Regions from separate parts of the Homo sapiens genome. Here region 1 is linked to region 2. Evidence: read pairs that join two places in POLR2A ChIA-PET (ENCODE). Cell type or tissue: HepG2. All regions are shown on one strand. Each heading gives the region's core, and the rest is flanking DNA. Links, peaks and the distances in the headings are about the cores only.

The links. Peaks named below come from ENCODE experiments on the same cell type or tissue, not always from the same donor. Only the 100,000 strongest peaks of a DNase experiment are listed, where the experiment ranks them.
Region 1: POLR2A ChIA-PET joins it to region 2 with 11 read pairs; 4 of 35 experiments call an interaction of 5 or more read pairs at or near these places.

The regions. Positions count from the first base shown.
Region 1 is chr6:1,211,192-1,219,532 of GRCh38, reverse strand. No RefSeq gene overlaps it. Among named protein-coding and RNA genes, the nearest start is that of FOXQ1, 97 kb to the left of the region's middle. In HepG2, for the core only: a CTCF peak has its summit at 4,267; no DNase peak of the experiment used is centred there.
Region 2 is chr6:1,264,792-1,273,132 of GRCh38, reverse strand. No RefSeq gene overlaps it. Among named protein-coding and RNA genes, the nearest start is that of FOXQ1, 43 kb to the left of the region's middle. In HepG2, for the core only: no CTCF peak of the experiment used is centred there; DNase peaks (open chromatin) are centred at 4,592, 5,372 and 5,782; H3K4me3 peaks cover 863 bases.

The DNA of each region.
Region 1 (8,341 bases), core at 270-8,269, 54 kb after region 2:
TTTGCCCAATGGGAATTGGAAGGCATTTTATGTATAAATGTCTTGGGTAAATCACCCAGGTCTGCCACTGTGCTTGTTCTGAGAAGCACATTTCAAAGGTTCTCTAAGATTTAAATTTTTCAGTTCTAAATGAGAAGAATAATTGTGTCTATCTCATAGGATTGTGGTAAGCACTAAATGAATACTTCTAAAGCCCTAAAGCCCTGGACAGAGGCCTGGCATATTGTGACGACATGATGATGTCCACTCTCAGCTGGAAATAGAAATGGCAGGCTTGCTGTGGTTGAAGTGGGGTGGGGGGTCTGGACCCACCCACGAAGACCTCCCCTTCACATGAGGCCCAGCTGCACTTTGGCATGGACCCAGCTACCAGCTATGCTTGTCATCCTGTGGCTGCCCTCAGCTACTCCTGTGCAGAAGTCAGTGAGTGTGCACCTATATCATGGCTACGAGACACTCAGTGTGAAACTGCACATGCTCACGGCATCTGAAGCAGTGGATTTGCTTGGGTGGCAGCACCCATGTTTGTACAACCCCGTGTTTCTTAGATGAAAATGGAGCAATCCTCCTGCACGTGTGTGCTCCCGTCTAAGGGTATAGGATTCAGCACTGAGAGTCATACTTTCCACTGGAATTGCTTTGCTGGACTCTGGTGACCTTTGATTAATGTCCACTTGACCCTTGAAGGACACAAGTTTGAGCCGCACCACTCACTTACATGTGGGTTTTCTTCCACCTCTGCCACCCCTCCTCCTCCTCCTCTTATGATTTTCTAAATGACATTGTCTTAGTATACAACACATGTAACATACAAAATACATATTAGTCAACTGTTTATGTTATCAGTAAGGCTTCTGGTCAACAGTGGGCTATGAATAGTTGTGTTTTTGGGGAATCAAAAGTTATACGTGGATTTTCAACAGCCCGGGGGGTGGAGTTGGTACCCTTAAGGTCAAATATATTAGTCAATTAACATGCATTGATTAGGCCTACTTTACAGTCAAAACTAGACTGGCCATTACCAGGACTGCTCTTCTGTTTTAGACACAATCCCGCCCTCTGGGAGATTAAAATGTAAGTGGAAAGAGACATGTGTCATGTTCAGAAATGGTTGAATTCAGAGTGTGTCTGTCACAAAAAAACATGCATGTTGGAGTCATTGACGAGCTGAGTTTGAGTTTCCAGTTCTTTATTTGTACACTCTTGTGTCTCTGAGTGTTTGCAGGGATTGAATAAAGCTGTGCTACAAACTGTACAGCACAAGGGATACTCGAATGTCGTAAATCATTTCAATGAAAATCAGTCTTTCTCTGTTAATTCATTAGGCAAAAATGGTCGGGTATGTTTTCATCAAATGTATTGGGAGTGTTTGGAATTTCTGACTTAAAATACGGGTGAAGTCGACACTCTGTGACTCGAGGTCACGTCACCCTGGAGTTGGCAGATATGACTTTATATTCCAGTTCTGGTGGGCAGACCTTCACCTTGGTTCCACAGAGTCCCAGTTCTAATGACAGGACTGCGACTTGGGCCCTGTGACTGAATCCACCTTTAGAAACTTCCAAGGACCCAGCCGGTTTTAGGATTGAGGCTTTACTCTTACTAATCTCCCTTTCAGATGTGAGATTCCGGGCCCTGAAGCCCAGCCCCACAGCCTGCCGATGGGACAGGTGTACACCTCCACTTGAGGCAGGATGTACCTCTCCCTGGACACCTCTCCCCAAACCACTAACATGGGTGTGCTCCAAGTCCTGGCCCTTGGAGGACTTCCCCACCCTGCTTTGCAAGAGTATGACAATACCCTTGTTTAGAACATTCTATCAGAGGACATTATGTGGTCCATAAAAATGGTTTAGCCCGTTATGCTAGTTTCTCTTGAAGGCAGATGGTAAAGTCAGTCCCTGAAGTGTGAGAAGCCGATGGGGATGTTTTGCATGCGGAGAGAGTGTGGTCTCAGGCTGAGCATTCCAGATGGCTGCAAAGGCATAAATCAAGAGCAGTTACTGATCAGAAAATAACAAGGAGGTTGTCATTTAAAATTTACAAACATTTACTGGATCAGAAACCCTGTGGGCTTTGGAGATACAGAATGGAGTCCGGTTCAGCTCCCACTGGGACAGAGAATTCAACATAGCCGCAAAGAGAAGCAGGCTGGACAGACAGGCCCAGTCTTCAGCAACCAGGGGTCCATAGGGCCCAGGTTCAAAGGCAAGCAAATGTTTAAATGAGTGGAACAGTTAATTAGTGACAAGGCTATGAGACTCAGGCTTAGGAAGTTTTTAAGAAAATTCTCACACAACTGGTACAGTAAAACAAAAAACTAAGTTGCTATAAATACCATTTTTCGTGTTAAGAAATGATATTTTCTTTAGAAACACCATGGATGAGTGTGTTGTTATATATATGTATTTTTTTCTTGTCTGTTAATCATAGCAGAAAACATCCCATCCAATAAGCCAAAGTTAGTTTAAACAGGACTTTCATTCTCCTGGCAGTAATTAATTGGAATGCAAACGTATTATCTAGATAGCCAGTTTACATTTTTAAAAAATTACAAAAATATCTTTTTAAAAAATCATGCAATAATAAATAGCAACAATAAAATCGCTGACACTGGTTGATTCTCATGTGCCAGGCATTATTTACACTATCTCATTTAAACCTCTCAATTACCCTCCTAGGCCAACTCCGTTGTTATCTCCATTTTAAAGATGAGGTCGAGGTTCAGATCAGTTAAGTCACTGGTCCAAGGTCACACAGCCAGTGGCATCGAGCAATTGCCTCCTGACCAGGTTCTTCACTCCTCTACTACACACAATAGCAGGAAGAACAGCTTCAATTCTCCAGGCTGTTTCTTAGACGCTCTAAGTAGGAAGTGTTTCTGGCTGCACTTCCATTTCAAGGGAAAGATATGAATGGCATTTGAGACATTTGTTTTAAATTACTGAGCTTGTTCAGCTCAGATCAACTGGCACTCAGGTTGCCCAGGTGAGGCAGCTTTTTATAGAGAGGTGCTGAAAAAAAAACGCCACTTCATTGTCAGCTGTCACAGTGACATACATGTCAGGATGTCACCTGGCATAAGAGCGGTTGTTTACAGACTGAGCTTACTGTATACCCAAATAGTGTGTTGGTGTATTTATGTCTTGCTCTTGGACAGGGCCAGGGCCAGAGTGAGGCAGGCAAGGTACAGAGGGGAAGTTGCTCCCCCTTTGTGCTGCCCTGAGAATTCGTCGTCCTCGGACTTTGCTGTTGGCCTCATTCTTCTCACTCTAACCCACTGGGCCACTTCAGAAGAGCTAGGCATTCACAAAGAGGCAGGAGAGCAGGAAAGCAAGGTGCATTCTTCTGACTCAAGATCCATGCGTGTTTCTGTGGATTACTTTGACTTCCCTGTGTGTCTCTTGGGTTTGGGAGGGAAGAGGGAGCAGCTGCTCAACTGGTTAGAATCTCACTCCACGTTGCAGGCGGATGCAAGCAGGACCTGGGTAGGCTGCTACCGCTGCTGCTGGTGTAGATCCTAGAAGCCTGAAGCACTGGAAGCCTTCCTTGGCCTCTCCAGTTTTCGCTCCAGCCTTCCCCACTGCGCTCTGTGCCAGTGTGAGTTTGGCCAAGTAGGAGCTGGGGCGGGTGATGGTGTTGAACAAGGAGGTCAGGCTGGGGTTAAACGGACCCTGCTGTCTCCCAGAGGGGCCTGAGTGGGCGGCTTCCCTCAGAGCCCGGTCTCAGCTCTGGTTGGGGAAGGTCCCTCCTGGAGCCCTCCATCCCCAGGCACGGGAACGGCTGCCTGCCCTTGCCCTTTGGCCCAGGAGTGGTAGAAGAGCTCTGTTCTGTGCCCACACGTCAGCACCGTTCCATGCCCCATAACCCTTATAGGCTCCTTTCGGGATCAGTCCCTTGTCAAAAGGCCACCTTGCACCCTCTTCTTTTTAAAATTGAGACAAGGTCTTGTTCTGTTGCCCAGGTTGGAGTATAGTGGTGCCCTCACAGCTCACTGCAGCCTCAACTTCCTGGGCTCAAGTCATCCTCCCACCTCAGCCTCCCAAGTAGCTGGGAATACAGGTGCAAGCCATCATGCCAAGCTATTTTTTTTTTCTTTTTGTAGAGACAGGGTCTCACCATGTTCCCAGGCTGGTCTTGAACTGCTGGCTCAGGCCGTCCTGTGCCTCTGCCTCCCAAAGTTTTGGGATTTCAGTTGTGAGCCACCATGCCTGGCCCCTGCACTCTCTTTTATGCTCTTTCACTTGCAATGACCTGAGGGATACAGCTGGGGACAGTCACACCATGAGCTGTGCAGCAGCCTGCCCGATGAGCTCTTCAAGAAACCGAGTCTAAGAGTAAGATGGCCTCAGGCCAGGCCTGCAGGATGAGCTCCTCAGACTGTAGCTGTAAATTCTATTGAACCTCCAGGCTTGCAAATGTCCTTGGGTGGTTGACAAAGCTGGCTGTCTACAGCCTTCTTAGTTGTTCCAGTTCTGGCTTATTGGACAACATGGAAAGCAAACCTTGGTGGTGAATGTATCTGTTTCCAGAGTGGAATTCATGCCAGTTGCAGCATGGAGCTGAGAAGACAAGAAACTTCTCTAGGTCTTGTGGGCAGGAGTGGTTCCCGGTTTTCTGGGGTCCTGATGATTTCCCAGGTCCCTTTAAGAACAAGAATATAAAATTCTCTTTTGTTTGTTTTCATGTTGATCCAAATTAAAAATAGCTTTTTTTTTCATTTGATGAGAGTGTTTTATTGTTGCCGTGTTTTATCATATTTGAAGAGAAACAAAAAGTTAATTTTATGGCAATCCCAGGCTTTGATAAACAACGATTTCTGTTCTCACAGCATGTGTAGCAGTAGATAATAAGCCTGCCACCATTCAATTGAATAAACGCATCAGTTGACAGTAAGATCAATAAGAGATATTAAACCCTTTTCCCAAATACACACACACACACCACACACACACACACACACACACTCATATTCCACAAAGGCATGTAAACTAAAATAATAAAAATAACTTTTTGATTACATAAATGATAAATGATTATTGTAGAAAGACCTTTTAAACAGTATAGAAAATTGTAAAGAAATTACAGTGATCTGGAACTGTGCTAGCCCTGTCTGTTGATGCTGTGTTGAGGCCCATGCTTCTTGCATCTCTTTGTGTGCATGAGTATATTCACCCTCACCTTTCACCTCGCGCTTCTCCACCTCCATCCCCCAGGCTCTTTATATAATTATCTTCATGGTCATAGAACTATATGGGGTTATTTGGGTAGCTACCCACACACATACATGATTGTATTTTTGTCATTGTTTATTCTAAAAAAATAGAATCCTTATTCCATGCACTTTTGCTAGGACTTGCATATCTCATTATAGATACTCCTCGAGCCTTTTGGCATAGATCTAGCAGATTCTTTTTCTGTTAGATCTATGCCAAATGAAGCATAGATGATGCGTGTTAAACATACAGAAAAGAAGATATTTTACAGAAAACACCCTTATGCCCACTACCTCGATTCTACCATTAACCTATTACTTATACTTATTTTCCATCTATCCATCTCTGTAACCATCCAATCCATCTTATTTTGGGGGAATGTATTTCAAGGAAAGTTGCAGACTTCTCAGCATACTTCCCCCTAAACACTTTGCACACATGCCATTAGCTAGTGTTCAATATTTTTTTCCTTCAAGGTAAATTTTATTTACATTCTAAAGCACTAATATTGAGCAAATTATTTGATGAGTTTGGATGATGGCATACATTTGTGTAACCGAAATCCCTATTGAGATACAGAGCAACACTATAACCCCAAAAGGTACCCTTGTGCCCCCCCACCCAATGAATTCCCAATTCCCCCACCCAGGGACAAACTGTATTCTGATGTTTCCTACCATAGATTAGTTTTGCTGCGTCTAAAACTTCATATATATCATATATGAAGTCATGATATATATGAAGTCCTTACAATATCAGGGTTTCTTCCCAGCTTTTTCTCCCCTTGAGCAGTATTCCATTTTATGAATATACCACACTTAGTTTGTTCATTCTCTCATTGATAGACACCTGGGCTGTTTTCAGATTGGTGCTATTATAGAGAAAGCTGCTATACAACTCACTCTTTTTAGTGACTATATAATATTTCAATGTATGCATTTATAAAATTTATTCAAGTATCTATTTTGATATTTATTTAGTCCTCTCTTTCTTTCAAAACTTTTTGGCTACTATGCGATTGCTATGATGTGAAAATCTTTGACCCATGATGCTTTTATTTTCATAGACTAGATTTTTGGCAGTGGGCTTGCTAGGTTGAACAGCATGTATTTCTCTAGGCTTGTTTGAATAGATGTTGTCATGCTTTTGCAGCAAGGCAGCCGCTGCTGACATTTCCAGCAGAAGTCTGTGAGTGCTCCTAACCAGCTTCCCTGCTGGTGCAGTGTCACCAAGCTCAAATGTTTTTCCTTGTTGAGAGTTACTCATTTTCATTTTCCTAAGTACCAATGGAGCTGAGCATTTTTTTATATGTCTGCTGACCATTTGGGTATGTTCTGCAAATCACTTCATTTCTTTTGCCCATTTTACTTTTAGGTTGTATGTCTTTAACAATCTGTGAAAGCTCTGTGTATATTATGGACAATTACCTTTATCTACAGATAATTCCCTTTAAAATGTGCAGTACAGATATTTGTACCCAGTGTATCATTTTTCTTTTGATTTTATTAGCACTATATTTTTATCTTAGATATTTAATTTTTTTCTGTAGGCAATCAAGTATATATATAATTATACTCTCTATATAAATACATCCTCTATAAATAAATATATGTGTATTTCTGTATACCTTCTGAGCTCCTACCACCTTTTTTTCTTTTCTTCTGTTTTGCTTGCTTGTTTGTTAAAAGATCTACCTATTCTCTAGGTCATATGTATATTCTCCTAAAATTTACTCTAAATTACTGTTATTGTTAATTACTTTTTTTTTAATACTTAAACCTTTACTTCCTTTAGTGTTAGTTTTCCATGTAGTGTGGGTGGTGCTTCAATTCTCTTTTGTTCCAGATGGAGAGCCATTTGTGCCAACATCATTCATTTGATAAACTCTACCCACCAAACTAAAATACCAACTGTACCATTTATTACACTCTCATGTAAATCTAGATCTGTTTCTGGATTCTCTGTTTTGTCTCATTGGCCTGTTTGCCTTTCTCTAGATCTGTTTCTGGATTTTCTGTTTTGTCTCATTGGCCTGTTTGCCTTTCTCTAGATCTGTTTCTGGATTTTCTGTTTTGTCTCATTGGCCTGTTTGCCTTTCTCTATGTCAATATCATTTATAGTGACTTTCTTGTATGTCTTAGTAGCTGGCAAGGCAACCCCTTCACCCCCCAAGTCCTAAAACCTTTTATCTTTGTTATCTTTGGGCACTTACTTTTCCATATGAACTTTAAGATAACTGTATTCAACTCACATTTCCCCTGAATCCACTAGGATTAAATTGAAATTATATATTAATTTTTAGAAATATTGACATTTTATAATATTAAGCCTTCTTCCTTCAATAAGATTTTACAGTTTTCTACACATACCCTGAACAACATTTCCTATCAGATTTTGTCTTCTTTTATAGACTTATTCCCTGTTATGAATTAGCATTTCCCTAATATCAATTTTTAGATCTTTAATATCAGTATAGAAAAAATGTTAATGATTTTCATATGTTTATTGTGTACATAGATCCTTACCAAATTCTTCAATGAATTCTAATGGCATTCCCCACCCCCCCCTTTAAGTGCTGAATTTTATGTGTATAAAATCGTATTACTAGCGAAAAAAAAGGTATCTATACTCTTCCAATGCTTAAATGTACTGTTTTCTTTCCTTATGTCATTTTCCAGACTGCTAAAACTATGCTGAATAGCACTGGTGATGGGGGAACCCCTGCCTGTTCCTGATTTTAGTGGAAATGACTTTAGCTTTTAGCATTTTTCCACTTACAATCATGGTGGTAGTTGGATTTGGGTAAGGATCCTCTATTATATATAAAATATTCCGTTTCTATTTCCATTTAACTGAGGCTTTGGTAGAAGCAGCTGTTTCAGTTTTATAAAAGTTCTTCTGGTCTCAGTTGGTATGTTTATATGATTCTTCTTCTTGTGGATATAATAAATTATGTTGATATGTTTTCTCATAGTGAGCACCGGGCCATTCTTGGTGTAAAGCTGACTTGATGAAACTCTGTTCTTTTTAGATGCTGAATTTCATGTTAATTTTTTATTCAGAATTTTAGCACAGTTTTTACTCATAAAAGATATTTATTTATAGGGTTATCTTAGGTACTACAC
Region 2 (8,341 bases), core at 277-8,276:
TATCTTTGCTATTGCAATGCCCACAGGCAGTTTTGAGCACATACCTGGTTCTCAGAGGCAGGGGAAGATACAAAGATGAGTGAGAAACCATTTCCACGTTAGATCAGTTCATAGTCTAATTGCAAAGATGAACATATAAGGAATAACCCAATAATAATATACAGTCATCCTTCAGTGTCTGTGGGGTGTCAGGTCCATGACTACACCAAATATCACCCTTGGGGTCAGGTTTCAGCCCATGCTGAGGTCCGGAGGGAGTGAGTCGATGAGTAGATAGCTGAAAGAACACTTGGGGGGCTGTAGGCAAGTGCAATGTGGTTTTATTCAGCAGCAGCTCTCATAAACAGCTTACTTATATTAGCTCTTTTACTTTGTCCTCTCATCAGCAGCTTTCCTACACTGTTCACCCTGTCTTGGCTGCTTAGTCCAGTGGCTCCCACCCACAACTGTGTGGCTGGCTCTCCCCTGCCTTCGGGTTCAGCAGCTTCACTCTTTCTCTCTCTGGGCACAAGCAAGCCGAGCTGTGTCCTGGCTCCCTCCTGTCCGTCTGCAAGATGGACAGCTTTGGCCCTCTTCCTTTCTCTGGGTGTGAGCATCTGTACAGTGTCAGCAGGACAATTATACTTTTTACAGGCAATAGTGGCTTAGAGTCAAATGATGAGCCTTCCCGTGTTATGGCTACATGGCTGTGATAGCAAGTGGAATTATGCACCTGCACTCTAAACTCGTGGAGTCATTCTGGATGTTTATCTCTGCCTATCCTTGACCAAAGTACAACCATGTTCCTTACAGGGGGATTGGTTCCAGGAACCTGTTTGGATGCCAAAATCCATGGATGCTCAAGTCCCTGATATAAAATGGCATGGTATTTGCATATAACCTAGAAACACCCTCCTGTGTACTTTAAATCATCTCTAGATTATTTAGAATAACTAATACATGTAAAGGCTAGGTAAACAGTTGTTGTATTGTTCAGTGAATAATGACAAGAAATAAAGGTCTGTACAAGTTCAATACAGAAGCAATCAAAAAATATTTTCTGTCTGTGGATGGTTGAATCCATAGATGCAGAACCCATGGATATGGAGGGCCAACTGTAATATGGGAGACAATTTTGCCTTGCTGTACCTGTATTGTAGTGACCCACTTTACCTGAAGACCTTAGGGGAGATCATTCTGGAGTCATGACAGCTGAGCTCAGTTAAGTGAATGTTTTCAAAATGAGGAAGGAGGAGGGCGTCTGGCCAAGGGCCATCTGCAAAACTTGGTGGTGCATTTGAGTAAGTTGTATACGGGGAATAGCATAGAGTTGTGTGGCTGGAGCCCAGTGCTTTTAGGAAAATGGGAAAGAGTGGGAAATGAGACAAGTGAAGTAGATTTTGCATCTGATGAGGAACTGCTCATATGTCTTGCTAAAGAATTTGGACTTCATCTAATGGACAGTGGGGGCTGCTGCTGGCTTTCAGCCCAGGAGTGCTATGGTGCTATATGCTTGAGGTCACACCGTTCTCCCCAGTCCCACGGCAGGTGGAGACCTTGAGGCCACACCGTTCTCCCCAGTCCCGCGGCAGGTGGAGACCTTGACTAGACAGCCTCCGCTTTGGCTCAGTGCTCTCTTTGTTCCATTCATCATCTGTAAAAAGGGCGTGATGTGTGAGGTTATTGAAAAGAATAAATACATGCTGCCTATAACCTACCTGAAAAACTCTAAGTGCGATGTAAAATGGTCATTGTTCTTAGTAAAGGAATTACAATGGCAATTGCCTAATTCCAAGCACGGCTGGATCCTAGCCCTTCCAGTTAGCCAATAACAGGGGCAGTGAGTTTGGACGAACAACTTTGTGCCCAGGTGCAAGTTTTCTGAATGTGTCAGACAGAGCACATAGAAAAATGAGGCCAAGTTGACTGTCGTTAAAGTTTGTCTTAAATATTTGATAATGCCCAGCCTGAGGGAATGTTTTCCTTCCCATTATTTATATATTACTTGCTTAAGATGTATTCCTATTCATTTCATAATTTCAGAGGCATCTCACTGTTGGGAAATTCTCAAATTCCAAAGCCTGTGAGCAGAGAAGGCAGCAGTTGATGGTACCCACAAGAGATCTTCAGGGGCCCCATTTGCTTCTTGAAATGCCAGGTTTAATCTTATGCCTAGAGGTTGGGTCTGTGGCCAGGGGAAGGGTCAGCTCTGGGCATGCATGCTGAGGAGGGCCGGCCCCACAGGAGTGAAATGAACAATGCCATCCTTCCCCAAGGAATTCTGCCCTAGGACCCAAAGGCAACAGATGCAGTGGCGTGCTGGTAAATGGTCACCAAATGTCTCCCAGCACGTGGTTCCCGTGTGAATGTTGGTTGATATTTTGTTTATTAATGTTTGTTAATGGTCATTGTTTTCATCATTAATTTTATATAAATTTTTTAGTTAATTGGTACTCTTGGTTTTTCTTAAAATTCTGTAGGCAGAATTTTCACAGATCATTGTATTTGAAGAGACCTCCACGAAGAATCAGCAGTTTTTACTGCAAGGTAGATTATTTAATAATTTCAGAGAAGGGTCTCATTATAAGGGACACAAGGCTGCCTTCCTCTCACTGGGCATCTCCCTAAATGCCTGGTGGCCCTCAGGAAGTCAGTGCATGTTCAAGTGTTCTTCAGTTAGCAAGTGAGATGAAGGTGAAACAATGAAGACACGATATGAACAGCCTCTTTGCAGAATTCAACAGTGGCTTTCAAATTCTGGAGGAATATCTCCTTAGCTATTTTGTGCTATTCACAATGTGATGTCCCCAGACAAGATACATTTTAAAATTCAGTCTCCAATCTATTATTTTAATAGCTTAATCTATTAACACTTTATCACTATCTTATGTCTAGACAATTGACAAAACAACAAACCAGGCCCTGATTTGTAGCATGTGACATTTTTCATGGTGTAAATGTTCCCATGCATGCACGGGTGATCTCAAGTGACTGTCCACAACCAGTGCACAGATTCTTGAAAATGTAACAGTTGGCTCTCCTGAGCCCACAGGAGCTGGTTGCAGACTACCACCCATGCAGGTAGAAATTAAAACTTTTTGAGAGCTAGTGACAGACAGGATCTTAGTTTCCATGATTTGAAAGAATCATGGACATTTGGAACAGCAGAGGAATACTGTGGGGAGCTGAGGGGAGGAAAATAACTGCATACACGATGGTGTTTAGCAGGAAAACCACCCCACTCTGTAAGGGATAATCAAATACATAACAATAGAAAAGAGAAAAGTGCAGAACTGCATAGACCTCAGAAGTAGCAAGATGCAGAGGGAGTCAGCCTGTTTAGGCTCTTTTTTAAAAATAAAATACTTGCTAAAGCTCTTCTCGGGCCATAGGTCCCAAGGTTTCCAGTATTTTTGACAGATGCTAATCCTTCTAATGCCCTGGGAGGCGCTGGCATCATTTATATGTTGAAGATGAGAAAATTGAGAAGGGTCTTGTGATTTGTGCTGAGGTTAAGGAGTCAAAGTCAGAGATGAGAAAAGATTTTATTATTTTAGGCTATTTGAGTCACTCTTTGTTAATGGAAACAAAACAAAACCCCACTTAGTAATCAAAGCACCACAGGCTTAGCGAAAAACGTTTAATTTGTGGGAACTCCCATTGGATATGTTGGTGAGCTAGGTAGGAACGCATTAAACCTGGTCAGGAATGAGGGGAGGAGAGCCTGGACCATGCTGGCTTGAGCTCCCTACCCTCAGTGGGGCAAGGGGAATACCTCCCAGGGTTTCCTGTTTCTTCCCCGTCATGTTGAAGTTCATCTGCCAATTTTTGAAGCCCTTCATAATCCAGGCCCATCACACTTCTTGGTGGGCACCAATGCTCAAAAAGCCCTGATGACTCTCCCACAGATAGGCTGGGCTCATCCCCTCTTGGCGCATACTACCAGCTAGTAAGGAAGAGAGCTCTGTCCACAGCGCATGCTAAGGGTGCCTGTGCAGTGTCCCATTTCATTCTCATACAAACAAATTGAGGTTGTTACTATCATTGTCCCACTTTATAGAGGAAATGGAGGCAGGGAGCCTCCACCCAGCTTACCTAAGCTCATGTAGTTAGTAAAACCTTTTACTAATAAGTAAACAAGCTTTTTACTAGCAAGCCTTTTAACACAGGACTAAATGTTCAAAATTAGGCTCACAATGCTGCATTCCATGTCCTGCAGTTCATGGAGTTCCTTTCCCCATTACTTTCCCTCTCAATCCAAGCCTGTCCCTCTTTTGGGCTCCCAAATGCTCAAGATCCTCATCAGTGTTCCATACAGCTACCTTCAGGAAAAGAGCTCCCATCCCATCTCTTCTGGGTTACTTGAGAAATTTGTCTATAGTGTGCAACTGTCATCCAAATGTGTCCTCTCTTGCCTGATATAGTATCCTATGCAGTGCTTCTCCAACAAAGCTATAAGCTCTTTAGGGAAAACAAGCATGTCTTCATTTCCCATAGCAGGGCTGTAGATAGACACTCAACACATACTCGGTGATGGATCGATTCAGGTCCAAGTCCAGCACCGTTTATTTACTTAGCATCTATAGCACCAGGCGTCAGACTGCGGATACAGAGATGAAAGACATTCCCTCTATCAAAGAACTTCAAATTCCAGTGGAGCAAGCCGATTAGCCAACAGTTACAATGCAATGTGATTAGCATGACCAAGGAAGGCCCAGATGAGGAGAGTCCTCTGGGAAGGGCTCGGTGAGAAGCTCACTTTTAAACCAGCCCAGCCTTTTGTTCTTTTTTTTCCAGAGACATGGTCTTGCTCTGTTGTCCAGGCTGAAGTGCAGTGGCATTATCATAGCTCACTGCAGCCTTGAACTCCTGGGCTCAAGTGATCCTCTTGCCTCAGCTTCCCAAGTAGCTGGGACAATAGGTGTGCACCACCACACCCAGCTAATTTTTAATTTTTTTTTTTTTTTTTTTGTAGAGACAGGGTTTCACTATGTTGCCCAGGCTAGTCTCGAACTTCTGGGCTCAAGCGATCCTCCCACCTTGGCCTCCCAAAGCTCTGGGGTTATAGGCATGAGCCACCGTGCCCGGCCCAGCTAAGCCTTGAAGGATGAGAGGAAACCAGAGTTCATCAGGAGGAGGCTGGGGAAAGCTAGGGCCCGGCACACAGTGCACGTTCTGAAGCTCAATGCATCTCCTGGGGTATTTCACCACATCTTCCTCGATGTGGCTTTCAACTACATTTAAGACCGAATTCTGCTTTCTTTCTATTATATTCATGAAAGTGTGGGGCCTGTTACTCAAGGGCCAGCAGTGATGTGAGGAATGCCAGGGCCGAGCTCACAGAGGAAGCGAGGCGGCAGAGCTCCATGCTCCACCTCCAGGGTCTCAGTGCCTTTTTTCCTGTGCAAAGTCGATATCCACTGAGAGACTTCAGCGTTTGCCCCTAAGGCTCAGATAGGCCACAGTGATTTTTTTTTCCCTATGAAATTTAAAAACAATCAATGTCCAGGGTGGACTTGGGGAAATCCTGTTTCATATTTTATCCTGAATGACTTCAAAACAAACCTGCTTTTATCTCTAAAACATTCCTTTCAGTTAAACACCTTGTGGGGCGCTTTATTGCTCAGTCTATTCACAATGGCAGTTTTTATAGAGACCCTTATTTTCAAAGAAATGCACACTGCCTGTTTACCTAATGGGCCAGACAATGACTAAGGGGCAAATTACATAAAGATCATTACGCGGACTTAGCATGTGCTCTCGTCCTGTGACTCACAGGGCAACTTGTTTGTGTTGCATTTATGGGCAGAGGTGCTTTAAAAAACATTTGATAGAGCAAGAATTGTGAAAGAATGCCAGTCATCGAAAACTTCTGCCCAAAGAGGGATGCTTTGACGGCTAGAGACAATGCTGTTGAAATCAAAAGTGTGCTGGGGTGCCACAGAGCTTTCCACAGCCCGACTGCCTCAACATGGTCCTTGATCCTCTGGGAGAGCAAATTCCAGGCTTAAACAGAAACCACCACTTTAGAAGTAGCCCAACTTCTCTCAAAGCACCAGCATTTATAATGCTTATCCTTGGCTGGGAGACCAGGATGGGGAAGAAACACCTTTTGTGATGCTGAGGAAGTAGTGAATAAAAGTGTTCCTGACTTCCATGGGGGATTTTTTAAAAATAGCTGGTGCTATTTTTTTTTTTCCTTTGAGACAGGGTCTTCTTGCTTTGTTGCCCAGGTTGGAGTGCAGTGGCTCACTGTAGCCTCAACTTCCTGGGCTTAGATGATCCTCCTATCTCAGCCTCCCGAGTAGCTTGTACTACAGGCAGATGCCACCATGCCCAGCTGATTTTCTGTAGAGACAGGGCCTCGCCATGTTGCCCAGGCTGGTCTCTAACCTCTGGGCTTAAGCAATCCTTCTGCCTTGACCTCCCAAAGTGCGGGGATTACAAGTGTGAGCCATTGTGCTGGCCCTACTGATGCTATTCTTTTTAATTATGGTAATATATATATAATATAAAATTAACCATTTAATCATTTTAGGCACACAGTCCAGTGGTGTTAAGCACATTCACACTGTGGGAAACCGTCACCACCATCCGTCTCTGGGCTTTTTAGTCTTGTGAATGGAAACTCTACCCATTGAACAATAACTCCTCCTCTCGTGACCCTGGCAGCCTCCACTGTACTTTCTGTCTCTATGGATTTGCCTACTTTAGTGCTTCCTATAAGAGGAATCACACAGCGCTCATCCTTTTGTGACTGGCTTATTTCACTGAGCACTATGTCTTCAAGGTTTATCCAGTGGTAACCCATGTCAGCGTTTCCTTCCTTTTAAAGGCTGAATCATATTCTGTTGTGTGGATGGACCACAGTTTGTTTGTATCTGTTAATGAACACTTGGGTTGCCCAGGGGGTAGATTTCTATTCCGTATCTTAACAGTTGAATGAGCGTGTAGGGCCATGAGTGTCAGGTGTGCTTGGCAATTTGCAACCCCGCCACCAGCTTTTTGCTGCCGAGCCTCCATGGTGTTTGAGTAGCACGTCCTTTAGGAATCACACCTGCAGCTTATGTCGAGTCCATCCCACTCCTGGATGGATCTCTCCTACCTGCAAGACGATTGGCATCACAGGTGTTTGCTGGTGGTGCTCGTTCCAGTGTAAGGTCAGTGGCCTACAAGGAAAGGAAGCTCTTTCCACCTTGGCCTCGAGTGTTGCTCTGTTCTTTCAGCTGTGCTCAACAGCTAGGAAGAGTCCAGGCTGGGACCACTGGGACCCGTACCCTTGCTCCTTCTTCCCCTTCATTCCATGGAGTGCTTTCCCTCTGCAAAGATCACATTTACAAGACTTCTGTGCAAATGAAATGACTTGATTTGGAATTTCTTTGTGATTAGGAAGATATTTCAATGTTGTTTTAACTCTTGACCTCAGGCTAACATGTAGGAGCCAGGATTCAGTTAATCCATTAATGCCTATAAGAGAAAGTTCTAATTTACTTTTGAAATACATTGCAAATGTGCCTTGTACTAACCTTCCTAATTATTATTTTTTCCTTATAGACTAAGAGTGAAATTAGCATTTGCATTTTCTAAATGAATTGGTGGACAGAGAAAGGAAGTCAGTGACATCCTTGGGTATGAGAAAAGTCAGCCCAGAGTTGGGGGGGCTTATAAAATTGGGAATGGCTGGAATGGAAAACCCGTTGGGTTCCACCTAGCGCCCTCCCCCTCCCCACAGACTTCCCCTACCCAGAGAGTGGCTGGAACACACCAGACCCTCCACAACAGCATTTTTAAGGCAGCTTTCAGGTATTCAGAGAAAGACAGACTCTGCGATGCAAGTTTTGGAAATTTGGTTCCACAAAGTTAGTTTTTCTTTTTTCTTTCCTGGAGCAGAACGCCTCATAATTGCTCATTCAGCAATTTTCACTGGGTGTGGACTGTGTGCAGGCTTTGTATAAGAAACACCAGTATGTTCCTGCCTTCCTGGAGACTGAAGTCTGGTGCAGCTCATAAGATGCTAATTTCAAAGGGGGTGATAAAGTAGGCAGGGTCCCCAAAATGCTTAACAATGAAAGGAGACTCTCTTGGGAAAACATTTCCTTTCACACGTGACTCGTGGGGTGCACTTTGTATTTGTGTTTTGTTTTAGAGACAGGATCTCTGTCACCCAGGCTAGAGTGCAGTATCACGATCATGGCTTACCTCAGCCTTGAACTCCTGGGCTCAAGTGATCCTCCCACCTCAGCCTCCAGAGTAGCTGGGACTACAGGTACATGCCACCACACCAAGCTAACTTTAAAAAATGTTTTTGGTAGAGATAAGGTCTCATTATGTTGCCTGGGCTGGTCTCAAACTCCTGGGCTCA